4 separate regions of the Homo sapiens genome follow, and regions 1, 2 and 4 are each linked to region 3. The links are chromatin loops, found by intact Hi-C in ENCODE. Cell type or tissue: A673. All regions are shown on one strand. Links, peaks and the distances in the headings refer to the core of each region. The heading gives the core; the rest is flanking DNA.

Region 1 (7,780 bases), core at 1,130-6,129, 450 kb after region 3:
TGAAGATGAAAGCAATGCAATTACAAGCCCAGGAATCCCAGCAGCCATTAGAAGCTAGAAGAGGCAAGAAACAGACTATCCTCCAGAGCCTCCAGAGAAAGCACAGCCCTGTCAGCTCCCTGCTTTTGGACTCTGGGCCTCCAGAACTGTGAAAAAGTCCATTTCTGTTGGTTAAGCCATCAGGTTTATGGTTATTTGTTACCAGAGCCACAGGATATGAATACAGATACCCTCACCCTCTGACACAGATATTAGCTAGGATGCTCAAAATGTGTTTTTACTTTAAGCCTTGACCCAAACATTCCTCCTCCCTGTAGAGTTCCCATATCGCTTCAGCTGAAAGCAGTTTTGCTGTACTTGCTGGGTATGAGGTCCACCTGGCACCTTAGGTATAAACTTGTGGATCTCTTTTACGCATTGTTAAGCGAGACACTAGGCTAGGAAACATGAGAGATAAGAGTTAGTGTTCAAGAACTAATACAGGAAAAAAGCTTTGGAAGATTCTACTCATTGAATTGGTATCTAATGTGCTCATGAAACTTCAGGGCCACAAACTCTGAAGGGACTATTTATAAGATTTTTCCTTCTGGGACTGTCATGATGGAGTCAGGTTCATTAGGCACTGCTCAGGGACTGGAATGTCAGCAACCAGAAGTTAGCAGGTGGAGCAAGCCCCACTGTGTTCACTTTGCCTCCCCTGAGTCCCGACTGCTGGGCTCACCAATGCACCCATACTCAGGCTCAGCTCTGTTCCTGCTACTGAGTTGATTGTAACCAAAGCAAACAAATCATCAACAGCCTCAGCTCAATCTCATCAGGACTGGAAATGAATCTAGCCTGCCAGACTCTGTGGCATAGCTTCAACAGCTGAGCATCTGCCTGCGCTCTCAAATCTCCAACCAGATTCCAGACCGGAGCCACTCGTACTCTTGGAGTTGGTGCAATTCATAAAGCTGAACATTTGGCCAAGATTTTCTCCTCTGTTTGCTTTCCCCCCAGCCAAATTCCACAGTCCCTCTAAAGGCCTGGATCCTGCCCTGAACTGAGACTTCACTGGTGGTTGGGGCAGTGGTATTTCCTCTAGAGTCCATTTGTTCTTTTTACGGAGATAGATCCTAGTTCTGTGCCTTCAATCTGCTAGCCATGTGTGTTAGTCAGGGTTCTCCAGAGAAACAGAACAAATAAACTGCAAATATAGAGATCTATAAAAGGAGATTTATTGTTGGAATAGGCTCAGGTGATTATGCAGGCCAAGGCATCCCATAATCTGCCATCTGCAAGCTGAAGAGCTAGGAAATTCAGTTCAAGTCCAAAGGCCTAAGACAGGGGAACTGATGCTATAACTTCCATTCCAAGGAGTCTGAAGGCCCAAGAACCAGGAGCTCTGATGTCTGAGGGCAGAAGATGGATGTCACAGCTCATAAAGAGAAAGAACAAATCCACCCTTCCTCCTCCTTTTTGTTCTATTCAGGCCCTCAAGGGATTGACTGATTGCCACCAACACTGGTGAGGTTGATCTTCTTTTTTTAGTCTATACAGTCAAAGACTCATCCCTCTGGAGACACCTCACACACATACCCAAAAAGAATGTCTGACCAGCTATCTAAGCATCCCTTAGCCCAGTCAAGTTAACACATACAAGTATCGCACAAGGCTCCTGCCAGACTGTCTGACTTTTGGACTTAGGGATTCTAGCCATCCATGCCTCCTGCTTCATGGAGTAATGGTCTGTAAACATCACTTGAGCAGCCATGCCCTTTGACTAAGTAGTGGAGACTGTAGTCTCAGCCAGTGAGAGCAACTGGGTAGCTTCCACAGTTACCTACCCTGCGTCAGCCTCCTTTTCCTGACATTGACTTCTGAGCACCAGTGCGCCTCCCTTGTAAACCTGCCAAGTCTCTATACCTAGGCCCATCTCATCTCCAACAGATCCACTTCTTCGTGGTGGTTAAGAACATGGAGTAAGGGGGTCTCCTTCGATGTGTTACTTCACCTGAGAATGTTTCAACTTCTCTAAAATGGGTATAACTACAGAACATACCATCCAGAGATGTTGGAAAGATTGAATTTGATTCTGGCCATAAAGTATGTTCTCTATGAGGCACTGTGCTAAGTGATCTATCGGGGGGAACCAGCCCCCGATATTCAACATGGGTCCTTTTCTATTTTCCCTAAGTGTCAGTCAGTCTGAGAAATAAAGGGAAAGAGTACAAAAGAGAGAAATTTTAAAGCTGGGTGTCTGGGGAAGACATCACATGTCAGCAGGTTCCGTGATGCCCCCCAAACTGCAAAACCAGCAAGTTTTTATTAGTGATTTTCAAAAGGGGAGGGAGTGTATGAATAGGGTGGGGTCACAGAGATCACACGCTTCACAAGGTAATAAAATATCACAAGGTAAATGGAGGTGGGGCAAGATCACAGGACGGGGCAAAATTAAAATTGCAAATGAAGTTTCGGGCATGCATTGTCATTGACAACATCTTATCAGGAGACAGGGTTTGAGAGCAGACAACCAGTCTGATCAAACTTTATTAGGCAGGAATTTCCTCATCCTAATAAGCCTGGGAGCGCTATGGGAGACTGGGGCTTATTTCATCCCTTATCTACAACCGTTAAGAAAAAAAAAAAAAAAAAAAACAGACGTTCCCAAAGTGGCCATTTCAGAGGCCTCCCCTTAGGGATGCATTCTCTTTCTCAGGGATGTTCCTTGCTGAGAAAAAGAATTCAGTGATATTTCTCCTATTTGCTTTTGAAAGAAGAGAAATATGGCTCTGTTCCGCCCGGCCCACAGGCAGCCAGACTTTAAGGTTATCTCCCTTGTCCCCTGAACATCACTGTTATCCTGTTCTTTTTTCAAGGTGCCCAGATTTCATATTGTTTAAACAATTTGTGCAGTTAACACAATCATCACAGGATCCTGAGGTGACATTCATCCTCAGCTTACAAAGATGATGGGATTAAGAGATTAAAGTAAAGACAGACACAGGAAATCACAAGAGTATTGATTGGGGAAATGATAAGTGTCCATGAAATCTTCACAATTTATGTTCAGAGATTGCAGTAAAGACAGGAGTAAAAAGTTATAAAAGTATTAATTTGGGGAACTCATAAATGTCCATGAAATCTTCACAATTTACGTTCTTCTGCCATGGCTTCAGCCGGTCCCTCCATTCGGGGTCCTTGACTTCCCGCAACAGTGATCAATATATATAATGTTTCTGTTGGTTTCTCCAAAACATAAGCAGTCTGGACACTCGAAAAGTAATTTGTTGTCTATCAAAAACTGCAATCCCACTTTGGGAGGCCGAGATGGGTGGATCGCTTGAGCCTAGGAGTTTGAGACCAGCCTGGGCAACATGGCGAAACCCCATCTCTACAAAAAAATAAACCAAAAAAAATAACTAGGTGTGGTGGCATGCATCTGCAGTCCCAGCTACCCGGGGGGCTGAGGTGAGAGGATCACTTGACCGACGAGTCAAAGGTTGCAGTGAGCCAAGATTGCACCACTGCACTCCAGCCTGGGTGACAGAGTGAGACCCTGTCTCAAAAACAAAACAAAAACTATAATCCTTTTTCTCAGCTAATCTTTAGAATTTTCATGAAAAAGCATATAAAGCTACTTTTCTGGGGAAATACAGGTTACTGAAACACAGACGGTACATAAATGGAATAAAATATAAAGTTTTAGACACAGAAAAATGTTTTTTACTCTGTCACTGAGTGTTTGGTGCAGGGTTTCCACCCCTCAAAATAGAACCAATACAAGCATCTGTCTTTGGTCCATTTTAACATTCCTTTATGAAGAGATGGTTTCTATGCTATCATAAGCTCCTTTAAGTTGCAGGCAAAAAAGAAAGGCATGACATGTTAGTTTCAGACTTAAAAGAAGCAGAGATGTTCTCAGGATCTGTACTGGGCTGTAAACCTAATTCCAGATGTAGTGTGATGTGGTGTCTGAAAGTGAAGCCAAGAGGGGCTTTCTGGTTTATGTGATAACTGCCCTCTGGTGGGAGAGGCTAGAATTTTACTGATGAAAGACTGGTTCTTTAATAATAACTGAGATTCTAAACAAATAATTCTTATTCTTCTTGTCTTTTGACTTTATTTTCCAAATAAAGATCCCCATATACTGAGTCCATTTCACTATTTGGTCTGACTAGCTTTTAAATTACTTGTATTATATGGGGTGGGAGGTGGCAGGCTTGGGGAAACAAAAATTTCTTTAATGCCTAGAATCTTATTCCCTATTTGGAAAATTTTTGAAGGGTAAACGTTGAACCCAGGCTTTCTGATTGGAAGCTACAAAGCACAAATTATGCTGGTTCTTTCTACATGCATATTCTGAAAGAGGCATCTTATTAGTATGATGAAAGAAACCTTTTTTAAGGGACATAAAGACCTAAATTTGAATCCTCACTCTGCCTTTCACCATCTGCTTGATCTAGGGCAAGTCACGATCTCCCTAAGCCTTCATTTCTTCTTCACCAGTAAAATAAGGAAAATATGTGTATCTCTTAGGTTGCTTTGAGTGTTAGAAAAGAGACGTAAAACAGTAGAGCCTGGCACATAGTAAATGTTCAATACATGTTAGATATTATTATTTATAGTATGTAACAGGATGCAAACTCTTTGGAGAAAAAGCTGACCCACTTCAATTCCATTATGGCTATTTTTAAAAGAATAGCATGTAGCATTGCCCACATTTCTTTAAATATTAGTCAAAGCCATGGCAAATATTAGATGTTACTGGATAACTACACAAGCCACAATTTCTACACAGATGAGGTTCAGACCAAGCTAGCACTTGGGAAGGAATGCACTAAGACTTCCCTATCACACTAGAATTACCTTTATCAGCTGTGATCAAATGATATTTATTCTTTTTCTGCAATTTACTTTTAAGCCCTTTGGTGATATTAACATTACTTTTTAGTTGCTGAGCTACTAAGCTTGAGAAACTCAAGTCTGCTTTTTAACCTGAGGGAAATTCCAAGGAAATACTTGCTATGGCTTGCTCAGAAGTGGTTCTTGGGGCTTTAGGAGTTATTTTTCCACAACATAGTTTAACTGAGAGATCAGATAAGGACGTCAAGATAAAGAAAATGTAGAATTGGAGATACTAGGGCAGAGAGTAGAGGGAAGAACTGGCAATCAAAGGCAAAGGTAGGAGACAGGAGTCCTAATGAGTCTCCTAACACCGGGTAGATGACCAAAACCTCCATGAACCCCACTTCTCAGCTGGAAAATAGGGCAAGGGACTGAACTACATTTACAAAGTCCCTTCCAGGTTAAAAAAAAATGAAGAAAAAAGAAAAAATCCACTTGAGTATCATGTTAATTACACATAGCCTGCCAAAGTGTTCTCAAAAACATTATCATTTTATTCTGTGTGCACCCACTCCCCAGCCCCAGCAACTCCCTTTCCATTCATTTCATACCACCAGCCAGGGTTGCCTTTTCTCCAGCACTAAAGACTGGCAGAGGGGCAGGTGATTCAGAAGCACTTTGTTTTTTCTTTGAGACAGGGTCTCACTCTGTTACCCAGGGTGGAGCGCAGTGGCACAATCACAACTCACTGCAGCCTTGACCTCCTGGGGTCAGGTGATCCTCCTGCCTCAACCTTCCAAGTAGCTGGGACCACAGGTGTGTACCACCATGCCCGGCTAATTTTCTTTTTTATTATTTATAGAGACCAGGTCTCACTATGTTGCCCAGACTGGTCTCAAACTCCTGGGCTCAAGTAATCCTCCCTCCTTGTCCTCCCAAAGTGCTGGGATTATATAAATGAGCCACTATGCCTGGCCCATAAGCACATTTTTATCTGAGGACCCTGCCATCAGATATGAGGAGTTAATTAATTGGAGGGAAGGCATTTGTCCTTGGGATGTTATAAGGGAGATTCTTGTCATTTCCCCACACTCTTGAAAAACCCATCTTGTATGCCCCCTTGACTGAAAGCCTGATCCAATAGCACTATGGCCCTGGCATGCGGCCCCAACCCCTGTCCAGTGAGTGGACCCAGGGCGGACCCTTGACCGGAGATTTGGAATTGAGATTCTGAGACTTTAGGCCCTTATTGGGGCATGAATTAGGTGTGCATTAGGCCCTTTAACTGAGGTCTGCATGGAGTTCAGGCGGCTATTTCCTGCCATAGGAAGGCCAAAGCAGGGCAGACCACACCAGCCTTCATGTTGGCCTCACTGTCCTGGCTCTGTAGCGAGCAGCAGAAACAGGGCATCCCACAGCTTCGGGGAGAATAGTTGCCTTAGAACTAGGAATTGCCCAGAAACCAAAAAATTGCCAAGAGCCAATTCCCAAGCCATTATCTGCCCCTGTGCTCTGGGAAGTAACACTTATATCACTGGGATACAGTTCTGTTTATTTCTAAAGCTGGACTGAATAGGTTTCTGTTAGCCTTTAAAGAGCAAATACATACTGGCAGAAGAGCATGAAGAAATTTATTCTCGTGCTCAAACCCCAAAAAGCTCATGACTTGAAGTAATAACCCTCAAATAAAGACATTTCAGACACCAAGATGAGCTATTGGAAACATATTTTAGGGCTGAAGGGTCTTCTTGGGGTCCTTTAAGTCCACAGGCAGCTTCCTGTGCTATCTTCCTGGTTTCGGTGGGAATTCTAGAGGAACATGCTTGGGCAGGCTCTTTATGTCCTTTGCAAAGCAAACAGGAACTAAGATCTAAGATCTCATACATGAAAAGAAGTGAAACTCAAGGTGGTATTTTTATAGCCTAGACTTTGAAAAAGCTGTCTTTGGAGGCCCTTCTGGAGGAAGAATGAAGGCTCATGCAGCTGATGCAATCTGCTCCATGCTCACAGCCCATCTGCTATTCGGGGTTTTTGTTTTTTGATTTTTGCTTTCTTTGTCATTCCACTGTTTGAGATACGATCTCGCTCTGTTGCCCAGGGTGGAGTACAGAAGCACAGTCACTCCGTGCTACAGTAGCACAGAGGCTCACTGCAACCTCAAACTCCTGCGCTCAAGTGATCCTCATTCCTCAGCCTCCCAAAGAGCTAGGATTCACCACACCCGGCCCCATCTGCTGTTCAAGTCTCAATGACAGGTGGCCTTGCGTGATGATCAAGAACATAAGATACGGTCACCTGGGTTCAAATCCTGACTCCACTCTCAACCTGGACAAGTTACTGAATGCCCACCTCGCTGTGTTCTTTTAAGATCAAAAGAGACCATGTATGGAGTATCCAGTGGGTTCCAGACACTATTCTGCATAGTTTTACATGAAAATGAAAGCTAGCATGTATGCACGTAGAGTACCTTAGCTTATTGATCACAAGAGGAGTTAGAGAGACCACTAAGAAACTGGGGCTTGTGGGGTGTGGACACATGCACAACCCATGCGTGGTCCTACGATTCTAGTACCCAGGACCAGCAATGAAGGGAGTTAATTAAAATTCATTTTAGAAACTCACAACCTGCAACAATTTCTCAGTAACAATCAAATTAAAAACCCTAATGATGTGTTTACCACTACAGATGCTCCTCGACTTAGGGGTTATGTTCTGATAAACCCAGCATAACTTAGATATATCATAAGCCAAAAATGCGCTTAGTATATCTAACCTACCAAACATCATAGCTTAGCCTAGCCTAGCTTAAATGTGTTCAGAACACTTACATTAGCCTGCAGGTAAGCTAAATCAGCTAAATCAACACAAAGCCTATTTTATAGTAGAGTGTTAAATATCTCATGTAAGAATATCATACCACATATAGCTTGCCTGGGAAAAGATCAAAATTAAG
Region 2 (7,780 bases), core at 1,152-6,151, 50 kb after region 3:
CACAGGCCTTTCAGAGATAATGACAGGGAAGCAGGCCAGCACTTATTGACCCCCTGCTAAGACTCAGGCTCAGTTCTAAAAGTATCACATAAATGATTAAATGATTTCTCGTTTAATTCTCTCAATGACTCTTGAAATAAAATGAAGACTGCAACAGACTTGGGGCACAGAAAGGTTAAGTTACTTGACCAAAGTCATATGGTTAGAAGAGCGGGCGGGTCTTGTGGCCAGGATGTCTTTGCCCAGAGCCCCCACTTGCAACCTGTGGCGTGGGCTGTGAAATTAATTGAGTCAGAACCAATTTTTTAAAAAATTAAATAGAATGGGTAGTATCAGAATGTGTTGTGTATAATGAGGGTAAATATTGTTTTTTGTGAAAATTTTGCTTCATATATATAGAGTTTTAAACACACACACATAAGAATATATATATGCATACTAGGTTGCTTTGAAAAATGTATTCTTTAGTTTTGGTATTAATGAAAAAACATTGTAAGCTACTGACCTAGCAAAGCTAGATTCTTTTGTAGATATGAATCACACATTTTTTCATCACTCCACCTGTTTCTGGGATAATCTGGGATAATAATGTTTATGGGATTGAGTCAAGTCCCAGAAGTTCATCTACTAGAACTTCTATCCACCAGGACACTAGAAACTGGTACTATAGAGTAGTGCTAGAGTTGACACAGCCTATAACAAGCCCCAAGTCCCGCTTTATCAGGATACATTACCACACGTAAGAGGGCTCTGTGTTCTAGGTGGGGAGTCAGGTTTGTTGCCCTCAGCTTTGAAGTCTCCTTGTGACTCCTCAAGGTCCCAGCCCTGCCTGCTGGTTAACCCTGACTGCCCTTGACCCTGCGCCTCTGCCTTGTTCGTTTCAGCAGGAAAGGAGGTTGGGATGGAAGTACCAGCCACACTGTCTGCAAACCTGACTGATCCACTTTATATACTGCTGTTGTGGCCCAAAGTTATGAAGGAAGAAAAATAACACATTATGAAATTTTAAATATTCCAAGAAAAAGGGATGTAGATTAGGGTGTATAATCACAGTGTTGCTTTCCTTGTGTCTACAGTATAATGTGAATGAAATTGCTGTCAGGATTTTAGAATGATGAAGTCTTGTGCACTGAAATTTTATGATTTAATCACAATGGCTATTAACAATGTCAACATAATTTAGACTTGATGAAAAAGAGCCAAGAGGCATCCAGGAATTGGCCTTGCTGATTTTGATAGCCTGTGTAGGCAATTTATGACATTTAAGACATCCTTTTATTATTATTATTATTATTATTATTATTATACTTTAAGTTTTAGGGTACATGTGCACAATGTGCAGGTTAGTTACATATGTATACATGTGCCATGCTGGTGCGCTGCACCCACTAACTCGTCATCTAGCATTAGGTATATCTCCCAATGCTATCCCTCCCCCCTACCCCCACTCCACAACAGTCCCCAGAGTGTGATGTTCCCCTTCCTTTGTCCATGTGTTCTCACTGTTCAATTCCCACCTATGAGTGAGAATATGCGGTGTTTGGTTTTTTGTTCTTGCGATAGTTTACTGAGAATGATGATTTCCAATTTCATCCATGTCCCTACAAAGGACATGAACTCATCATTTTTTATGGCTGCATGGTATCCCATGGTGTATATGTGCCACATTTTCTTAATCCAGTCTATCATTGTTGGACATTTGGGTTGGTTCCAAGTCTTTGCTATTGTGAATAGTGCCGCAATAAACATACGTGCGCATGTGTCTTTATAGCAGCAAGATTTATAGTCCTTTGGATATATACCCAGTAATGGGATGGCTGGGTCAAATGGTATTTCTAGTTCTAGATCCTTGAGGAATGCTCACCATCACTGGCCATCAGAGAAATGCAAATCAAAACCACAATGAGATACCATCTCACACCAGTTAGAATGGCGATCATTAAAAAGTCAGGAAACAACAGGTGCTGGAGAGGATGTGGAGAAATAGGAACACTTTTACACTGTTGGTGGGACTGTAAACTAGTTCAACCATTGTGGAAGTCAGTGTGGCGATTCCTTAAAACATCCTTTTAATATCTGCCCCTCATTTTTTATTGGAGTGTGGTATCTCTTTTATCCACTAGAATGTGTAATAACAATGGCAAATGAGCATAGAAACTTTCTGGAAAGACTGTGTGTATTGATCAATTGCAGAGTGTTCTCATAAATTGATAACCTTTAACATTATTAAATAATTTTCACACATCAGGTGTGTTTACTTTTTTGTGAAAGCTAATAGATATAGCATATGCATTTTATCAACATAGTAGAGCCACGAGAATGCAGTTTTCAATAACATAGTTTCTCCAAAGCTATGGTTACCAGTTACTTCTTTCCAGGCAAAGTTTTAAACTTAGGAGATTATTTCAGATGATGATGTTTCTTATTTCTATATTTCAGAGCATATCAAACAGTAATAATAACAACCATTTACATGGTCCATTACATGGTCCTAATGATAGTTATTACTTACATAGTACTTACAGTGCCTGGCATTGTTCTATGCGCTTTACATTTACCCAGTGAATCTTCAACAACTCTCTGGGATATGATTTTTATTTTAAAGATGAGAAATCTGCAATGCAGAGAGGCTTTGACACTTCTCCAAGGTCCAAAGCAGAAGGGCTGCTGGTGGACAGCAAGTGGCAGAGCTAGAATGCGAGTTTGAGTTTGGCACCACAGTGTTCTCTCACTTCTTCCTTCATAGTTAGCGAAGAAGCTCAAGGACCTGGTGAAGCAGATAAAGAGAGTATTGCTCTTATTCCAATTTTAAGAAGGTGGAATTAAAGATCAAGAGGTTAAGCGATTTGCCCAAAATAACAAAGTTAGTGGCAGAGTCTGGGGCAAAGGCAGTTATGCAAATGCAAATGTGATAAAGTCTTCAGATTCAGTGCTGTTTCTGACTTTTCAAACAGCATGTTCTCAAGACATTCGGATTATCCTGCATGATGACTCACTCTCCCTACTTGTCATCTGGGCCTGGAGGAGGTGGCAAGAAAGTCTGTCTGCAGCCTAAGTGGGAGAAGAAGGTGGGAGCGTGGGGGATAGAGTTGCTGATAACATCTCAGACTCTGGAGGGAGTTCATAGCCAGCAATCAGAATGTTAACCTCTGTGTCCCACCATTTAAAACACACTTCTTTCTCCTGACAAATTAAAACATTTCCTTAAGCCACAGTTCTTTCAGCTGATCTCCAAGGTCATTCAATGGTACAAGAGATCATTTGTGTCCCAACAAACTGGAATTGGGAATTGGAGTTAGGCCATCTTGGGTGAATCCTTTGCATTTTACTTTGAAATATATTCTACTGAGTATTTTTGTATTCAAATATGATCAGTGAATTTTGTGCATATCTGATAAAACATATTTTTGTCCACAAGGGGGCTTCATTTTCCTATTTTTCAAGTTCCTCTTTCAGTAATACTATACATTTTGTTTTGTTGTTTTTATACTGAAAATAGAACCATTTGCTTGCTTTTGAGAAATACTTGTCATCACTAAAAGGAGCTTTGAGAGCTGGTCACAGTAGAAGAATTAAGGCAGCAAAGTTTGAAATGCCAATTGAAGCTCTCGGGGGACCAACAGTGGGAGAGTGAATTCATGAGCATTTCACATCCCTCGTATGAAACGCAACAAAGGTCTAGGCTTTGTTGTTTTTGTTTGTTTGTTTGTTTGTTTGTTTTTGAGACGAAGTCTTGCTCTGTCACCCAGGCTGAAGTGCAGTGGCACGATCTCGGCTCACTGCAACCTCTGCCTCCAAAGGTCTGGGCTTTTAAATATTAAGTTTACAACTAGGATTAAATGGGATCACAATTAGGTTTCTAAATACCACTAAACTCTTCTTAAAGCTAAAGGTCAATTTAAAAATTATTATTCCAGGTTTGTGTTATTTTCTGATATTTATGCTTTGAACTATTCTTTTTTGGGCTTTGGATCACTTTAAAATCTGAATTCAAATTGGGGGTCTTTGTTTTCCTTCTCCTCATCTGCCTGAAGTTTCCATTACCAAGCACTGGGCACTAAATCAGGCCTTACCTGAAGCAATGGGGTCGTTAATTGAACTAAATTTGGTTTGAGTGGAAATGAGACCTGAGGCTACTAGATCTTGTTTTGAGTGGCAGGTTTTCCATTTGTTTTGGAAGATGGTATATTTCAGAGGCGAGAGGGAGGGAAAGCAGTGTTCCATAGCAGAGTAGCTGCAGTGGAAAACATGCTTTGTCCAGCCTTGGTGTGTATGGCCTTGGAAAAAATGATTGTTTCTACAAGTCACGAGAAGAGAAATGGCAGCACATTTCCAAGTCAGCTGGAGCTCTAGAAGAAATGAGGATGAGATATGTGGATGGATTAAAAAATGTAAAAAGTGAAAAACCAGAATGAGTGGGCTTGGAATTTTGTTAAACAGTCCAACTTGCGCATTTTATTATAGCCTTTCTGTGGGTTTAAATGAAGGCCAAAACCTTATTATTTGAACGTTGTATTGATTCGCATTTCTGGTAGCTATTTAAAAGCTGATGTCCTTAGAGCTTAGTGCTGCAAAATCTTCAGTAGGCATATTCAAATGGCAAGATATAGGCATGTCCATCAACAACACAATTATTAAACAGATAAACTATTCACCCCAAGTTATGAAAGAATGCTGGAAGATTAAACAAAATCTGCAGTACATGTTATAGAATAGCCTCAATAATGGCAATAATCACACTCTAAGTGACTTTTTGGAAATACTAAAAAGTCACATCTGTCCTCAAAGCCAAATCTGATGAAGAAGATGGGTCATATAAAGCTAATATTTATTGAATGCTTACTATGTGCCTGATGAAACAGTTCTAAACACTTTTCATATATTAAGTCACTCAGTCTGTGCAACAGCTCTATCATTTCTAGTTTACTGATGAGGAAATTAAGGCAGAGAGAGGTTAAGAAATGTGCCCAAGGTTATATAGCTAGTAAGCAACAAAGCAGTGACCCAAACCCAGGTGGTTTAACTGGACAGAAACTAAATCAAGCATTCTTGAACAACCTGAAAATATTTAAAAGAATTTCAAGTAGTGCTATTGTTATTGGCACATGTTATTTTTCAACATAACTACTTTGAGGAGTTAAACATTGGTTTGGCAGTGTAAGTTCGTGTGTGTGTGCATGCGCATGTGTATATATGTGGAGTATGTGGGTATTTATTTATGTATAATTACTTTATGGTCTCATCTGTTAACTTTTAAGAAATTAAAGGATAATTCACAAAGTAGTTTTTTTTCCTGTGTTATCAGTAGTTGGTGTATTAGAAGGAAGCAGAATGGATTATCTTCCAGCCCCATTATGCCTGACATGAAAACATAGGAATCTTATATACTTTCTGAGTTTCCTGTCTCAAGTTCTGTTTAGTTATTAGATGATGCCATCCATCATCTAATTGGAGTAAGTTATTTCACAAACTGCTCTTTCTACTGAGGGAAATGGTTCTCTTTAACTGGAGAGATCATCTATTAAGTCATTTAGGACTGAATTTTTAAACAAGTTATGAAAAAGCGTAGAAGATGATAAAGTTCTTATGCATGGGTATGTGCACATGGTGTTTCTGTGGGTAAGAAAAATACATATAAATACAAATACAGATATAAATGTGAAATTTGAGTTAGTGACAAAACTACTTGTCTTTAGTGTTAGTGAAGTATCCTGTGGCTGCATGATTAGAGAAACTCAAAACAGCCAAATTCCATCAAATGTGATTCAGTGTCCATATAAACATTTTAAACCCATGTTCAAAACTGAACTCCTGATCTTACTCCCCAAATCTACTCTACATTCAGCTTTCCTTATCTCAACTGATGGTAACCCTGTCCTCGTTTCTGAGGCCCAAACCATAGAGTCATTCTCACCGCCTTTCCTTCTTTCACACCTCGCCAAATTGAAATAGCCAGAAGCTCGGCTGGTTTTGTCTTCAACAGACACCCAGAATTTGGCCACTTCCCACCACCTCTGCAACTTCTGGGGCCACTCTCTTCTGTCATCCTTCTCTGGAATTATTGTAGTCACCTCCTAACTGGTCTCTCTGCCTCTACCTTGTACCTCCCAGAGTCTATTCCTGATACAGAAGCCAAAGGATTCTGTGAAAACATGAGTCTGACCAGGTCACTCCTCACCTAAAACTCTGCAATGATCCATCATTGCACTCAAGGAAGAACCAGAGTTTTTACAGTAGCGTTCAAGACCCCGAACAATATGACAACCTTCATTATGTTTCAACTCATCTCCTTTTACTCTTCATCTTGCTTATTCTGCTCCTTCCAACTGACCGATTTCCTAGTCTCCCAACAGATGAGGCCTGCCTTTGGGCTGTTTCCTCTGCCTGTATGGTCCTCCCCTAGATATTTACATATTCACTGGCTCCCTCTTCACCTCCTTCCAGTCTTTCCTCAAACTGAACCTCATACTTAACATTTGCTCACTCCTGAGGCCCCCCTTATCTTGCTTTATTTTTTCTTTTTTTTCATAGTGCTGTGACTTTTTTTTGACACATTGTTTAATTCATTTCTTTATTATGCCATTGTTTCTTCTCTGTGTCCCTTTGTCCCTTCCTGCTGGAATGGAGGCTCCTGAGAACAGGACTCTTTTTTTGGTTACGGATGTATAGCAAACACCCAGAACATTGTCTGGAAGATAGTAAATGCTCAATAAATGCTTGATGAATCGTTAAATTAAGATGTTTAGGCAATGTAAATAGATTTTAAATGTAATTGGAAAATAGGAACTAGTACTCAGATACAATTGTAGATGTGTGCTATCAGCACAGCAAACATTGCAAGGCCATAAGAACAAGATATTTGTGTTCTTGCAAGACAGGTAGGACAAATAGGATAGAAAAATATGCAGTGTGTGTGTGTTTTTTTTCCCTCAACCATTTAAAAGCTAGTGAAATAATTTGCGTCTTACAGCAATGAATGGAAATCCTTAAATCAATCCTATGAGATAGGTTCTGAATTATCTGAGACCCCATGTAGAGTATCCAGCATGTGCCATGCACACAAAAGGTGCTTAGTCATCATCAATTTTTGGTGTTTTTCTACATTATACAAATGTACATGCACTTCACATAATGAAATTGGATTAATTATGAATCCTATTTCTTTATTGAAACCTCATAAACCTCATAAATTAACTAAACACTACTTCAGGCTTTGTATTTCACCTGACATTTAATTATACATCTGTTTCAAATGAAGAAACTTCATGCTTTAAAAACTCTGGTGAATTGCTTTGGATTTTAAATCTTTGTCCAAGGAGACAGGACGTCATTGCTATCCAGTTTACTAATGTGATGTGATTGACATTGGTCCTCAAAAGATCTGTGATTCTCTTCTTTTTAAGGTGTTGATGAATTCTTTCACTGAGATGACCAGTGGTGACCTCTGTGCAGAAGATGGGGACTCCTCTCCACAGGACCTGGCCTACTGGGTCACTACACCCAGCAATGGGCATTTGGCTCTTAAGTCCTTTCCCAGCCAAAGCATTCAGAACTTCTCCCAGGCACAAATCAATGAGGGCCAGCTAGTTTTTGTACATGCTGCTATGTTATAGAGAAAAACAATGTGAAACTAAAATGCACTTTAATCAGTGGTTAATGTGATGGTCATATGACTGAAAACTACAGGCCATGTAGAAACTTTCCAGGCACTGGACTCTTTAAAAAAGTGACATGTTTTAGTAAGGCTAATGATAGCAAATATTAGCATTCCTATAACTCT
Region 3 (7,780 bases), core at 1,331-6,330:
ACAGAAATTATACTGCCCTGATTGAATGGGTGCAAAGAGAAGGGGACATCATGTGCTTCAAAGAGTTGGATCAGAAGAGTTGGGGGGAAGTTAGGTATGGTGAAGGGACTATAATATCAGGAAAGGGATTTTTAGGATTAGAATATCCTTTTTAGCTGGAAAAATAGAGAGGGGGATATTGAAGATTGCAGGAGAGAAAGAAAAAGAGAGAGAGAGACGCCTTGAAGAAGCAGAAGGGAATGGGATCTAGAGGCAAGTGGAGGTTTGCCCTGAATAAGTAACTCTAGTGCCTGTAACAAGATGCCGGGTGCAGGGATGACGAGGCTGGGTTGAGGTTGGTCAAAAAGAGACTAAACTCCAAAAGAGGTGAGAAAGCGGAGACAGTGAAAGGAAATGACGCTTTCCAAAAGAAGACTTCTTTCTCTGTGCTAAAGGAAAGGATACATGTTGGGCTACGGAAATGGGATGGAATTTGGAGTTAAAACACTTGAGTCCCAGGATTGAGACTCATCTTAAGCTACTGAGTGTAGCTTACCTGCCCAACAGATTTTTCTGAGGGGAAAAAAGGGGCAATTCACCTACTCAAAAGAATCAAGATGTAATTATTTTCTTAGAATATCTCCACAATTTGATCATGAGGGCTTATCAAAATTTCATGAAAACAGACATTGCATGAATACTCTTAGTATCCACTTATTCATTCATTCATTCATTCCACAGATAGTCATTGAAAACCCATTATGGCCCAAGCACTGCTGCAGGCATTGGGGTTGCTCAGTGACCATACCAAGTCTCTGCCACATAGAGTTTACATTAGAGTGGGAAGGAAAACTATAAATAAGGATCTATGTATACCAGATGGTTATCAATGTTGTGGAGAAAAAGCAGCTTATGCAGAATGGAGGAGCTGTTATCTATGGTGACTATGGGAGTCCTCACCAGTTAGAGTACATTTAAGCAGAGACAGCAGCATGGGACAAGCCATGAGGACGCAGATGCTCCTCATTTTACAATGGGGTTATGTCCCTAGAAGCCCATCAGGAACCTCATAAGCCTATCATAAGTTGAAAATATTGTTAGTCAACAGTGTGTTTTCAACTTACGGTATTTTCAATTTACAATGGGTTTATCCAGATGCAACCCCATCGGGAGCTAAGGAGTGCACTGAATGTGCATCACCTTTGCACCATTCAAAGCAGAGACATTGAATGTTGAACCTTGCTAAGTTGGATGCTGTCTGTATTATAAGCATCACAAGCAGAGGAAACTGCAAGTGTAAAGAGCCTGTGTCCTTGGGGTGTTTGTCTACTATGAGATTGACTCTTCTTTTATACTCCACTCCAGACATATGTGGCATCTTTTTATTCCTCAGAGCTTCAAGTTTGACAAACTACTATATAGAAAGAAGAATTAATGTCTAGTGAAATAATACATTGCTAAAGTTTGACTAGGAAAAGTATGTAATTGCCACTCCTCCCATATGGCCCTTTGAAGTTTGCTAATTTAGGACTATAGTATTTGCATCCTCTAGTAATCCCTAGATTTCCCCTTCCCTGACTACCACAATATCCCCCAACCTCCGCCTATGAATTACAAGATTCCTGCACCCCTCTTGATGCATAGGGCAATACTCAGGCGGTGGAGGAGGGGATGGAGGAGGGGATGTCTTTGGTTGTATCAGTATGTAAAGAAAGTCTGCAGTTTTCATGTGTTAAGGGTCTGGGTTGTGCTGTTTGCTAGACACCTAGATACTTCCTTCCCTCCTTCCCACAGTGCTGTCCTTATGGTAAATTCTGAGGCTGTAACCTCAGAATATTTTCCACAGAGCAGTAAATGAGAGGGAGGTGATAGAAGGTCAGAGGTGGGTGCGGGTCACTCAGGGCTTTGTAGACCATCGTCTACAAAGAGCACTGGCTTTTCCTCTGAGAGATACCTCAAACCACAGTGTTTAAGATGTTCTTACCTGTGTGGAGGAGGAAGCATGGATAGATGCCATTGTCCCCATGCTACCCAATCACCAGAACTCTCAAATCTTAAGTATCTCTAGCCTGCTACTTCACCTGCCTAGAAAAACCCCAACCCTGGATCAATACTATTTGCATCTTCTGGGTCTGATGTGGGGTCTGCATTACAGGAGAAAATGCCACAGTTGTGCAGGCTGACGAAACACAAATCTTGCCCTTGCATGCACACGCGCGCGCACGCGCGCGCACACACACACACACACGTAATAGAGTGACCATATAATTTATTGTTCCAACTGGGACATTGTTGAGAATGAATAATTATAACAGAGCAATAGCCATAAACTAGGACTGTCTTGGACATACCAGGAGTAATGGTCAACCTACTCATAAACAATTGTACATAACAGGGGGAAAGGGAAAGTTCAGACCAAGGATAATTCCAAACCTTCCAGGCTTGTGTTATGCCCATCTACATTTTGCATGCCATTCCATAGAGAAAATTGAAGCTTCCAAGCTCAGTTTCTTGTACTCTGACCTATAAACTTGTCATATATTCCAAATTCATCCTCCCTTCCTCCCTTGTTAAGGGTAAACCTCCACCTGCCTCTGGACTCCATTCCCTTCTGCCTCTTCAAGGCATCTCTCTCTCTCCCTCTCTCTGGTAATCTCCAATATCTCCTTCTCTATTTTTCCAGTCTAAAAGCATGCTCTAATCCTAAGAATCCCTTTCCTGATATAATAGTTCCCTCACCATAGCTAACTTCTCTCCTACTCTTCTGACCCAAACTCTGTGAAGCACATGATGTCTCTTTCTCTTTGCACCCATCCAATCAGGGCAGTATAATTTCTGTTTCCTGCTGAGATAATAAATCTACTTTCATCAAGGTTAGCTCTATAGCTGTAGCCTCCAAATGGTCAAAAACACTGGAAAATTTCCATCCTTATCTTACTTGACGTCTCGTGATGCCTTTAGCATTGCTGAGTGATTCTAAGGGACATTCATGACTTCCTCATCATCCATGGTTCTCTTGGTGCCTCTCTTAGGCTGCTTGTTTGTTGTCCCCTCTGTGGTCAATCACCACCAGTTGTTGAGTTAATATCACATAAAAATACCGGTGGAGAATCTCCAATCTGAAAATCTGCAATCTAAAATCCTCCAAAACTGGAAACTTTCTGAAGGCCGACATGATTTCTCAAGTGGAAAATTCCACACCTTACCTCATGTGAAAGGCAATAGTAGAAAATGCAGTCAAAACTTGATTTCATGCACACATTAAAGTTATTGTATAAACTTACCTTTGGGCTATGGGTATAAGGCATATATAAAATACAAATGAATTTCCTGTTTAGACTTGGGTCACATCCCAAGATATCTCATTAGGTACATGAACATATGTTAAAATAAAAAAAAAATCTGAAATTTGAAACACTTCCGATCCCCAGAATTTCAGATAATGGATACTCAATCTGTATAAACATTTGGCTGTGTCTACTTCCTGCAGATGGCACCAGAGACACAGGATCATAAGCAGGTGGACCGAGAATTGGCTGTGGAAAAGCACGCAGTTCCTAGCTACTCTGCAGGCTGAGGTGGGAGAATCATTTGAGCCCAGGAATTCGAGGTTACAGTGAGCTATGATCACACCACTGCACTCCAGCCTGATTGACAGAGTGAGACCCTGTCAAGAAAGAAAATGAAAGAAAGAAAGAGAGAGAGAGAGAGAGAGATAAAGAGAGAGACAGAAGCAAGCAGTTCTCTTTATTTCTGACTTGAAAACACTCAGATCTCTGAATCTGGAGGGGCCAGGGAGGTCTCTTTAGTATACATTTCTTTCCAAGTCTCACTCAGTTGTGGGACGAAGGTAGGACTGAGTCATATGTGTAAATTGTATAACAAGGAGGCAAGACAGCTGTAAATGATTCTTTAGAAAGCAGAATGCAACAATTTTAAATCAATTTTCTAGTTTTAAGATAGCTGAAAATAGTTTCCTGTGGCTTCTTGTACTTCTTTCACTAGGATTACTAGAGGCAGCTTTGTGTTAGAAATGCAAGTTCAGCAGAAACATGTCTTCCCCTAATGAGGCTTGGTGCCTGCTGGTATTATGTCTGAGCCCCTGGGGCTGCTTCATGGGGAAGGGTAGTAGAGGCACTCTCTGGCTTTCCAGTGGCTGAGAAGTTCACATATTAAATGGCCTAAACCACCAAGGGTTCCGGATGGGTCCTAAGTCCATATAGACCTTGTGGCTGGGTTTGTGGGGAGCAGTTTACCACTCAGAGCTGGCCATGTGGGCCCCCTCATTGCTCGATGGGTGGCTTCCCCTCACAGCCTGTGGACTGAGGAAGACTTGATTCTGAGCAAAGCTAAGCAGCAGATGAGACAATCAGAAGCAGAGGGCTCTCCAGTTGTAGGGAGTTTATAAGAATTCCCTTTGTGGCTACAGACAAGAGCCATCTTTGCATGTTCTGTGTTGCTGAAAGTGCTCTGTAAATGTTCATTTGTGATGGCCCGAAGGTTCAAGTCATCATGGAATGTCAGAGCTGGCAGGGACCTCAGAGACCAATTAGCCCAGTCTTCTAATTTTATTTAAGAAATGTTTCAAAATGCAATAGTGGTTCAACCCCCATAATTGCATCAAGACATATGATATAAAAAATTTTTACATTCCTAAAATGGCAAGCTATTTGTCACTGGCAGTGAAACAAGAAGTGATAACCAGGTAAAACATAAGGGTTTTTAAAAGTTAAATTCCTCAAATCTATATCACACCATCAGCTTCCAGAACTTCTCCACTCCTCTGTTAACCCATTGCCAGCTGATTTTGTCCTCACCCTCTACAGAAAATTTTCTTTCTTTTTAAAATTTTTATTTTAGGTTCAGTGGTACATGTGCAGGTTTGTTACACAGGTAAACTTGTATTGCAGGGTTTGCTGTACAGATTATTTTGTCACCCAGGTGTTAAGCCTAGTGCCCAATAGTTATTTTCTCTGATCCTCTCCCTCTTCCCACCCTCCACCCTCAGGTAGGCCCCAGTGTCTGTGATTCCTCTCTATGTGCCCATGTGTTCTCATCATTTAGCTCCCACTTATAAGTGAGAACATGCAGTATTTGGTTTTCTGTTCTTGCGTTAGTTTGCTAAGGATAATGGCCTCCAGCTCCATGTTTCTGCAAAGAACATGATCTCATTTTTTATGGCTGCATGATATTCCATGGTGTATATTTACCATATTTTCTTTGTCCAGTCTACCACTGGTGGGGATTTAGGTTGATTCCACGTCATTGCTATTGTGAATAGTGTTTCAGTGAATGTGTGCATGTGTTTTTATGATAGAATGATTTACATTCCTTTGGTTATATACCTAGTTTTATAGGATTGCTGGGTTGAATGATAGTTCTGTTTTTAGCTCTTTGAGGAATCACCACACTGCTTTCCACAATGGTTGAACTAATTTGTATTTTCACCAGTAGTGTAAAAGCATTGCCTTTTCTCCTCAACCTTGCCAGCATCTGTTATTATTATTATTATTATTTTACTTTTTAATAGTAGCCATTCTGTCTGGTATGAGATGGTATCTCGTGGTTTTGATTTGCATTTCTTTAATCATTAGGGATATTGAGTTTTTTTTATTATGCTCATTGGCCACATGTATGTCTTCTTTTGAAAAGTGTTTGTTCACGTCTTGCCCACTTTTTAATGGGTTGCTTGTTTTTTTTCTTGTAAATTTGTTTAAGTTCCTTATAGATGCTGGATATTAGAACTTTGTCAGATGCATAGTTTGCAAACACTTCTCTCTCATTCTCTAGGTTGTCTGTTTACTCTGTTGATAGTTTCTTTTGCTGTGCAGAAGCTCTTTAGTTTAATTAGATCCTATTTGTCAATTTTTGCTTTTGTTGTGATTCATTTTGGTGTCTTTGTCATAAAATCTTTGGCCATTCCTAGGTCCAAGATGGTATTGCCTAGGTTGTCTTCCAGGGTTTTCATAGTTTTGGGCTTCACATTTAAGTCTTTAATTCATCTTGAGTTGATTTTTGTATATGGTATAAGGAAGGGGCCTAGCTTCAATCTTCTGCATATGGCTAGCCAGTTATCCCAGAACCATTTATTGAATAGGGAGTCTGTTCTCCATTGCTTGTTTTTGTCAGCTTTGTTGAAGATCAGATGGTTGTAGGTGTGCGGCCTTATTTCTGGGCTTTGTATTCTGTTCCATTGGTCTATGTGTCCGTTTTTGTGCCAGTACCATGCTGTTTTGGTTACTGTAGCCCTGAGGCATAGTTTGAAGTTGGGTAGCATGATGGCTCTATCTTTGTTCTTTTTGCTTAGAATTGCCTTGGCTATTCAGGCTCTTTTTTGGTTCTATATGAAATTTAAAATAGTGTTTTCTAGTTTTGTGAAGAATGTTGTTGGTAGTTTGATAGGAATAACATTGAATCTATAAACTGCTTTGGGCAGTATGGCCATTTTAATGATATTGATTTTTCCTATCCATGACCATGGAATATTTGTCTGTTTGTTTGTGTCATCTCTGATTTATTTGAGCAGTGTTTTGTACTTCTCATTGTAGAGATCTTTCACCTCCCTGGTTAGCTGTATCCCTAGGTATTTGATTCTTTTTGTGGTGATTGTGAATGGGATTGCGTTCCTAGTTTGGCTCTTGGCGTGGCTATTGTTGGTGTATAGGAATGCTGGAATGATTTTTGTATGTTGATTTTGTGTTCTGAAACTTTGCTGAAGTTGTTTATCAGCTGAAGGAGCTTTTGGGCCATGGCTATGGGGTGTTCTAGATATAGAATCACGTCATCTATAAACAGGGGTAGTTTGACTTCCTCTTTTTCTGTTGGGATACCCATTATCAGAAATAGTTTTCAAGGTGTTATCAGAGACCACCCAATGGGCTCTTCCCAGGTTTATCTCTGGGACCACAGTCAGTCCTTGAAGCTCTCTACTCTTTTAACTTCAGAGACCCAGCACTGTCCTAGTACTTCTTCTCTCTCTCTCTGACTATACACCACCCTTCTGGTGACTTTAGGCTTCATGAACCAGCCCCTGGATAAGCTGAAAGCAAATGTTCAGGATGTTTCTAAATGCCAAATCTTTGATCTGGGCTCTGAATTCTAAAATTGGCAGAAAGATAGGCCTACCAGCCTTACCCACAATATTATACTGTAACCAGAAGTGGCTGGAATCATAGTTTGACATATTAGTTTAGTTTTTCCTTTTGTGAGCACCCTTTCACTTATAATTCAAACAAGTAATCTTTGTGCCTATGAATCTCATACCCATAAGCGTTTAGGTTTTTGTAACATAAAAGCTACAATAGCTCAGGGGCTCTTTCAACTTTCTCCTGGGCTGCAACCCTCTATGAGCCAAGAACAAAAACACAGCCAAAAGCAGAGGGAGAGAGTAGGTTCTTCCCCATGTCAAAAGAGATTATTTTCCAGGGCTAGGGAGAAAAAATGACTAGGCATGGTTGGGGGGGAAAAGAAGAGAATAAACGAATGGGGGTTATGAGCTTTCCCTGAGTTGACTCTGAGGAATTTACCAAAGATGCCAGGTGGCTGGGTCTGGCCAAGGATGGAGAACCTGCCTCTTTGTGAGCCTCAGTCCACAGACTGCCCAGTCTCCATCAGAAAGAACCCATCCTGTGCCTGTGCTCTAGGGCCAAGTGTGCTATTTATTCTGTTGCTGTCAAGTGAGGACTTTGCATTTGCTGGCAATCCTCAACGAGATGTTGAATCAAATCCTCAGTTGGTCCCCAGTTTAATTCATTGTATGGAAATTGCCCCTCACAATCCCTACGACCCTTGGAAGATCAAG
Region 4 (7,780 bases), core at 1,456-6,455, 650 kb after region 3:
ACAATTTAGTTCATAGCAGGTTACTAGAAGCCCTCCATTTTTGATGGTGTATTAAGAATCTGGTCTTTACCATCAGCTTTCTTCCCTTTATTGTTCTTAATTTTTTTTTAATCAAATATGCCCTCATGTTTCAGAGACCCACTTCCAAAGCTAGGAATTTTTGTCTTCGTGCTGTAAAAAAGCTCCATCATCTTTTTCTCCTTCACATTCACCAGCTCTCCCCATTCATGGAAGTTCCTCTGCTGTTGTTAGGTTTTTATTATTTCATTTTATTTTATTTATTTTTTTCTGTGATTTGAGGTTTTCATTTTTATAACTGCCCAACCTGACAAGCATTTGTCCATAAATTAGTATGTTATATTGAGTAAGGATGTTCTATACACATCAAAAATACGTTGCTAATGTGATATTTGTTTCTCTCATAGACTCACCTGTTCCATTTTTCAGATTTTGAAGGGGAATTTTTAGCTGAATTTAAAAAATATGAAAGGACTCTTAATGTTATCTCACAATGTGCCTTTGTTTCTAAACGTGTTCGGGTTTTTTTTTTTTTTTTCTCTTCCTTTCCTCCCATTCTTTGTGTTTTGGAGTTTGAAAACAGGGCTTTGCAGAGGAAATGGGACAGTGACATTTGTTTTTTGTTTTGAAGTTGTTGAGTTTAGCAGAGTATGCGTTCATAGGGTGTGAATTGCAGGATGTAGTTCTGGGGTCCTCCCTACCAGCCGACCCCACATCAAGGTTATTCTGGGAAGCCTTATCCAAAGCCGACTATAAAATATGGGGCTGAACATTGTCAAAAGGCTAAACAGGAAACAGACATAAATAACTATTCAATCTTAATTCAGTCCTAGCTACTTTCTCACACATATTTTATAATGTGTTTTAAAAAACAATTTCCTTAAAAAAAAAAAACAAAACTTTAACTCCTTAATTTCTAGGTTACTTTTAATAGGAAATTATTCATCTTCATGACTATCCAGTGGCATCATCCCTTTGGCAGAGGGCAAATTACATTCAATAATATCCAAGATACAAAAGAAATTTTTGGAGAAAACAAAAATGCAAATTATTTTAATTTGAATTATTTATCTTAGAGATTTTATCATGTACATTTATACAGTCTTTGCTGATAAGGAGCTATAAATCCAATAACTGTAGCATTTCTCAACCTTTTCATCATTATGCTTCCCCGACCATCCTGGGCTTTTTAGACATTTTTTTCTTAATCACCCTCTCCCTTATGACATTTTAATACCACAGAGATACTGTGTATATGTTTTATGTACTCTGTGTGTGTGTGTGTGTGTGTGTGTGTGTGTGTGTGTGTGTGTGTGTGTATGCATGCTTTGTATATAAAAAGAGGTTTTGCCTCTTAAGCAGGAGGTGGTGAGAACCTAAGCTTGATGAAAACATGTGAATAAAAGAAAAGTTACTTGAACTTGGTGATGGTCGCAGGAATAGAGAGAAGGGGGCAGTTTCAAAACACATGTAAGAGATAAAAGCCTTGTCTGTGTATCATGTGTGTTGAGTCAGGGAGATGAAGGAGTGGTGAGGTAGATTCCCCGTCTCTGGCTGGGTGCCTGGGATGGTGGTGGGCATGAGGTGCTGTGAAGTGGGATAGAGAATTTGGGAGGAGGAACATGTTTGGGGGAGGTTAGTTTTGGACATGTTGAGTTTGAGGCATCCATGGGATGTCCATGTGGCTTTGTACAACACATAGTTTCTGTGAGAGTCTGAAGCTTGGGGGATAGGTCGGGGCTACAGAGCAAGAGCTTTGAGAGTGTCTTCTGAAATGTAGGGAGTGGGCAAGTTGTCGGAGGGATCGTGTAGATGAGAATAGCTTCATGTTAGTGAAAAGAAAACCCAGAATAAGGGCGCATAGAGGAGTTTGTAGACCCTTATTTGTGAAGTTTACCTTAAGGGAAATATTTTAATTTGACAGAGAAAAAGAACAGGAGGAAGAAGGGAAGGCAGTTTTGTTTCAAAAAAAAAAAAAGTGAGTGAAGATCTTTATAGACTTTCTAGGACACACCTAATATTTCTGGGATATTGTTATGATTTAAGGGATTAAGGCTCAGAAATCTATCAATGACACTTCCCCTGGGTGGATATACAATGAAGAACTGACAAAAGGGTGCAGTGTTGATAACTCTTTGAACTATTTTAATTACCCTGTGAATTGGATACAATATTATCAGAAAGGGGCTTACCATAGAATTATGATGGACTTCAGAAGTCCACATCCTAGGCCAGGCACAGTGGCTCGTGCCCGTAATCTCAGCACTTTGGAAGGCCGAGGTGGGTGGATCACTTGAGGTCAGGAGTTCAAGACCAGCTTGGCCAACATGGTGAACCCTCGGCTCTACTATAAATACAAAAATTAGCTGGGCATGGTGGCAGATGTCTGTAATCCCAGCTACTTGGGAGGCTGAGGCAGGAGAATCACGTGAACTCAAGAGGCGGAGGTTGCAGTGAGCCAAGATCGCGCCAGTGCACTCTAGCCTGGACAGCAGAGCAAAACTCCATCTCAAAAAAAAAAGAAGTCCCCATCCTGATTTCACAGAGCAAGAGTGCTTAGGACCCAGGGAGCATTTTTGAACTTGCCTGAAGTTACATCATAGCCAGTCAGCAGTAGCACCAGCTGGTACCTGAGTCCAGATCACCAAGCTTCTGTTTTGTTCTTTTGTTAATACATCAGATTGTCTCTTTTAAGAGATTTTAAAAATTAGAATTCTGTTAATTCAAAAAGTGTCTGCTCATTTAACCTGAAAGAAGTTTTTAAAAGTTTTCACTGAAGTCTGATTTCTGCCCAGTTGAATAAGGCAAGCAAGGTGTGACTATTTGTTTGACACATACTATTCCATAGATTTTCTTTTTCGTAATTCCTGCTAAGATTCAGTGGTTACTAATTACAAATCCATAATTACTAATTTCTTGTGATTATTATAAAACATTCTTAAAGATTTCTTTGAGAGATTATTTTAAAGAAGTAGGATAAAGGAATAGAACATTATCATGAAGTTAAATTTATAAAGATGTCAGGAGGGAAGATTGAAGTTAATGCAGGCAGCCCCAAACATAATTATACCCAGACAGAAGAATATTCCTCTCCCGCTGAATTGATTCTGGTTACATAAAGAAAATTTACTTGGGATCATTATTAGAGTATTTTCTTCATTTTAGAAATAGCACACATTGAAAATTAATATTGATATTAATATTAAAATTATACTTTTAATTTTAAAATTTTCAAATTTAAAAATGCTGAAAACACCAGTAGTGCTATTAATTTTTAATAAATGCTGATGATTAACCTTCTGATGTTTTTTTTTTTTATGGCTACCTTTTTCTTTGTTTACGTAATGTGTGGAATTAGGGAAATCATTAATGGTGATAATGATGGGGAGGGACAGTGCTGGAGAGAGGCAGATAGTGTCCACCTTGGACTCAATTTCCAGAGCCTGGTAGAATGGCCTTTCTATCAAATTGCATTTCTGATTTGAAAGCCCATTACTTTATATTTATAACAGGAAGTTATGGTATTGCTGCCAGTCTAGATGATTCTTTAGCTTGACCTTTATTGTGTTTGATTTTGTGATTTCACCTTTTTTTCCCGTTTTAGAAAAACTTTTGGGTGTATACAGGAGAGAATTCCTTCCCGTGTTTTAGGGAGTGGTATTAAAATACATTCATTTTGTTCAGTAGTTCTGTTCCATACTTCCTACAGATAAAGACCCTTTCTGTGTGATTGTGAGACTTTTGAGGTTGAGCGTGGTTTCTCTAATGGTATTTGACATGAAAAACTTCATAAAATTCATGAAGCTACTTAATACACAGGTCTGTGAATTACATTAGTTTGTCAGTTATTTTTACACACTCATTTACTAATATGAATAGTACAGGTAGTGGGTGTTTCTCTTTTGTAAACTATTTTGTACATTATTAGTTATGGGTGAAATCTAGAATTTTCACTTATAGGGATGCTATTTTAGGGACTTCTTATAGAATGATAAAATTGTATTGCTGAAGGAAACGTTCATATTATTACTTAATCTAGTTTTGTCATTTTATGGAAACAGGCCCAGAGAGGGAAGATGACTTGTCTAAAATCTAAGAATTAGAGATTTGTGCATAACTGCTGGGATACTTGCTCTTTGATCGTTGCTCAAATTCCAGCCCATACTTGCTCAGTCCTAACTTTGAGCTTCTTTAGAGATTGGTCCGAATCTCTCACCCTTACATCTTGGACAAGGTGGCAACAGTCACTGCAAAATTTTGTGTGAAATCTCTAGATCTTAAATGTCTGTGACAAATGTTAAGAAATTGTGTGTCAAGCAAAATACTTTAGAGGCCAATGGGCCACATGTTTTTGATATCAAGAGATTACACACAAAATTTGTTTTCTAGCTTCTTTTGAAAAATCAGAATTGGGAAGATGTATTCATGAGTGACTGCTGCCCCCTTTGGTTGGGACTCGTTCCTTCAGGTTCATTACATGGTCATCAATAACCATTTCCTTGGTCCCTGCTTTTGTCTTGTCTGGACTCTAAGCATTTGAATTTTTAGTATTATAAGAAAACTTAATACTTTACTATCAGTCACCACATACATGTGTTTCTATCTGTACTACGACTTATTAAAAGCCTTTTATCAATAGCCTCCATTTTGGAGGGGGGGATTTCAACTGGTGCCTAGACTAGCAAGGATTTGTTTATAACACAGTCTGTGCTTATGAGGAGAATACAAAGGGCGGATAATTTCAGCTTGTCAGCTTGAATATGTTATATTTATACAAATAACAGGCTTTTGAGTTTTCCTAGATTACATCTATTTACAGAAGGCTGTAATCAAGGTTTAGCAGCATATTTTCAGGAATTCTTTGGTGCATATTTTCTCAAAAGATACTACCAGGACAGTTTCATGACACTAATAATAGTTTTATAGAAATGATTTGTCATGTTGTTTTTAATGGCCTGCCACCTCCTTTTAAAATCTTTTTGAATCTGTCTATTCCTAAGCAGGTAATAATATTCTATTATTGTTGATACTTGGAGATGTAATCTTCAAATAATTAAATGATTCAAAAATTGTTGTAGCAATGTTTACAGGAGGATGTTTTTCATACTGGGACAGGCAATCACATTTTTATGTTGGTAAGATTGTCTACATCTAGGGATTGGTATTCAGATCTTGATTTATATTCTCTATATTGAAAAGGTATGAGCAAAGAGATTTTTTTTCCTTTGTGCATTTTGCAATTTTAATTTCATTTGGAATGCTCTAAGGAGGTGTGTTCGTTATAATTTTTGTTTGCAGCCCCAAACTGTAAACTGACCTAGGAAAAAAAGGGGTAAGTGCAACTTTAGGCAGTTCTGTATTCAGAGGCACGAGCGACATCATTCAGTTGACTTGCTTACCTAACCCCGTTTTCAGGTCCGCCTCATTCTATGCTGTCTCCATCTTCAGAAGAGGCTTCCCTTCCTGGTGGCAAGATGGCTGCCGGGAGCTCTGCGTTTGCATTCTGGCCTCTCAGCAACCCTTCCAAGAAAATATTTGTTCCCAGTAGTTTCAACAGAAGTCTTATTCTAGAGTCTCATTTCCTCTGATTGTCTTGGCTTAGGTTATGTGTCCTATTCATGAACAGACCCTGTGACCAGGAGGGTGTATGAGACTATGATTGGCCAGGCCTACATCCATGCTTATCTTCGGAGTTTGAGGTTGCTCATCCCGGCCCAAATCACGTGGACTGAGTGGGAGTAAGTGGTCCCCTAGGACCAATCAAGGCACTGTTGAAGAAGAAAAGTATAGAAGGCCTTTCCCTATGCAGGATTGTAAAAATACTTCCCTATATATTCCCTAAATATTTGTTATTATTGCTGTTATCATTATTACTTTACCATTTAGCCCTTCAAACCATCTGGATTTAACATGTAACTTATAACTTAATTGTGTGTGTGTGTGTGTGCGTGTGTGTACGTGTACAGGTTAAAAGTGATGCAGGAGAAGAAGAGGGGCACATAGGTCCCTCAGGAGGCATTGCTGGGCCATCTTGCTAATCGAGGCAGGTAAGGACACCGTGAATTGGGTGTTTACCCAGGCTGTGTGCAGTGTTTGACTAGGTCATTCAGCCCGATTTCTGCCTTTGTATGTGTCTCAGGCTATACGTGAGGCTATTCCTTTATACTTCTGTCAAGTCCTTTATGACTTAGATATTAAGATTAGCCTTAAAAGAAATACAGATTCAAAATTATTGCTCTAGTTGGTCCTCAAACTCAGTGGATGACAGAGCCCCCAGAAGTTATGGCATTCTTTCTGCAACATCCTGAAATCTTGAAAAAGGAGAACATTTAATATGACTTTTTGTCCATTTCAAGATGTGCTCATGTTTTTTAAACCTTAGGTGCTTGCTACATATCTTGTCTACACATGCCTATTATATAAGGAATCGGATTCAACACGGAATTATATAATTAGTTATTTTTAAGATGACCTACTCTCATGAGTCATAACAAAAAGTTGAATTATGTTGAATGTATTCTACTTAAGAAGGTAGCAAATTATATAATAAACACTATTATTTTACCTTTCATTGAGAGAGTATTATTTGAGAAGCACATTAAAAATCATGTGGTCTTGGAAAAAAGAACCTATGAGTAACTATAATTATCTCTATAGGTAAAGAAATAAAAGACAAAAAGGCTGAGTATATTACATTTTAGAAAGAATATTCTTATGTAGAGTGGTTTATTTCCTTATGATTCTGAATAATAATGACATACAGGGTGATATTTTTACTACCACAACCATTGGGTGAATTATATTTAGATTACTCTGGTAATCTGGATTAGGGATTTTTTAGATGTTAGGTTTTTTTAGGTAATCTAGGTTACCAGGGTAATCTAAATATAATTCTGGTACTGGTTGTTCTGCTGGCTTATTTTTTCTTTCTTTCTTTATGGACAGAACGGTATAAACATAGGCAGGCTTATTTTTAGTAAAATAGTTAAGAATTGGGACTTTGATTAAGTATCATTATATAGTATTAAGCATCATTAATAATTCAGAAGTTTGGAGACTTTGTTAAAATGACTGTTTATTTATTGTCAGATTACTGATGGGATGTGAGTAATTTCAGAACTCATTTAGTACCATATCTAACTAGTACCAATTGAGTACTTTTTATCTGAAATGCGTGGGATCAGAAGTGTTTTGGCTTTTGGATTTTTGCAGATACTTTAACCGTTTGAGCATCCCCAATTCAAAAATCTGAAATCCCAAAACCTTCAATGAACACTTTCTTTGAGTGTCATGTTGACGCTCACAAAATTTTGGATTTTGGAGCATTTCAGATTTCGGAGCTTTGTGGATTTCGGAGCTTTGTGGATTTCGGATTAGGGATCCTCAACTTGTATTTTGAGAGGATTTCAAATCATGAGAAGGGTCCTTATTGCGAAGGCCAGTCTTTCACATGTTCACCCAGTTTTTTGAGTGCCTGGCACAATGCTAGGCATTGAGGATTTGATGGTGAACCAGAAACTTCCTAGTCTAGATGGCAGGGAGTGGGAATGGTGTTGGTAAACTCCTAAACGAACACTTGCAATACAGTATGTTAGGCAACACAATCTTTTAGGTGTTGTGAAAAGGACATAAGTAGGTTTCTGTGCAAGCGTGGATCAACGATACTTGATGTACCTTACAGTGGGACTTTTGATCCTTTTTAATTCTGCAAGTGTCCCCACTCTACCTGCATGTATACTCAGACATGTGCTTGTGGAAAATA

Evidence for each region. Peaks named below come from ENCODE experiments on the same cell type or tissue, not always from the same donor. Only the 100,000 strongest peaks of a DNase experiment are listed, where the experiment ranks them.
Region 1: a loop joins it to region 3, with 3 times the contacts of the local background. A loop is called at or near these places in 5 of 110 quality-filtered maps.
Region 2: a loop joins it to region 3, with 2.1 times the contacts of the local background. A loop is called at or near these places in 5 of 110 quality-filtered maps.
Region 4: it touches region 3 in a loop (5-fold over the local background); 11 of 110 quality-filtered maps call a loop at or near these places.

Annotation. Positions count from the first base shown.
Region 1 is chr5:54,439,675-54,447,454 of GRCh38, reverse strand. No RefSeq gene overlaps it. Among named protein-coding and RNA genes, the nearest start is that of HSPB3, 12 kb to the left of the region's middle. RefSeq lists enhancers at 6,635-6,694, 6,971-7,472. In A673, for the core only: a CTCF peak has its summit at 4,010 (motif pointing left); a DNase peak (open chromatin) is centred at 3,974.
Region 2 is chr5:54,840,970-54,848,749 of GRCh38, reverse strand. It overlaps the pseudogene CSPG4BP. Among named protein-coding and RNA genes, the nearest start is that of LINC02998, 100 kb to the right of the region's middle. In A673, for the core only: CTCF peaks have their summits at 3,181 and 3,380 (motif pointing right); DNase peaks (open chromatin) are centred at 3,019 and 3,419; H3K4me3 peaks cover 905 bases; H3K27ac peaks cover 3,692 bases.
Region 3 is chr5:54,891,627-54,899,406 of GRCh38, reverse strand. No RefSeq gene overlaps it. Among named protein-coding and RNA genes, the nearest start is that of ESM1, 90 kb to the left of the region's middle. In A673, for the core only: a CTCF peak has its summit at 3,463 (motif pointing right); DNase peaks (open chromatin) are centred at 3,496 and 4,016; H3K27ac peaks cover 1,114 bases.
Region 4 is chr5:54,240,355-54,248,134 of GRCh38, reverse strand. All of the region lies in intron 1 of ARL15 (ARF like GTPase 15), which reads left to right. Among named protein-coding and RNA genes, the nearest start is that of ARL15, 66 kb to the left of the region's middle. In A673, for the core only: a CTCF peak has its summit at 4,471; a DNase peak (open chromatin) is centred at 4,454.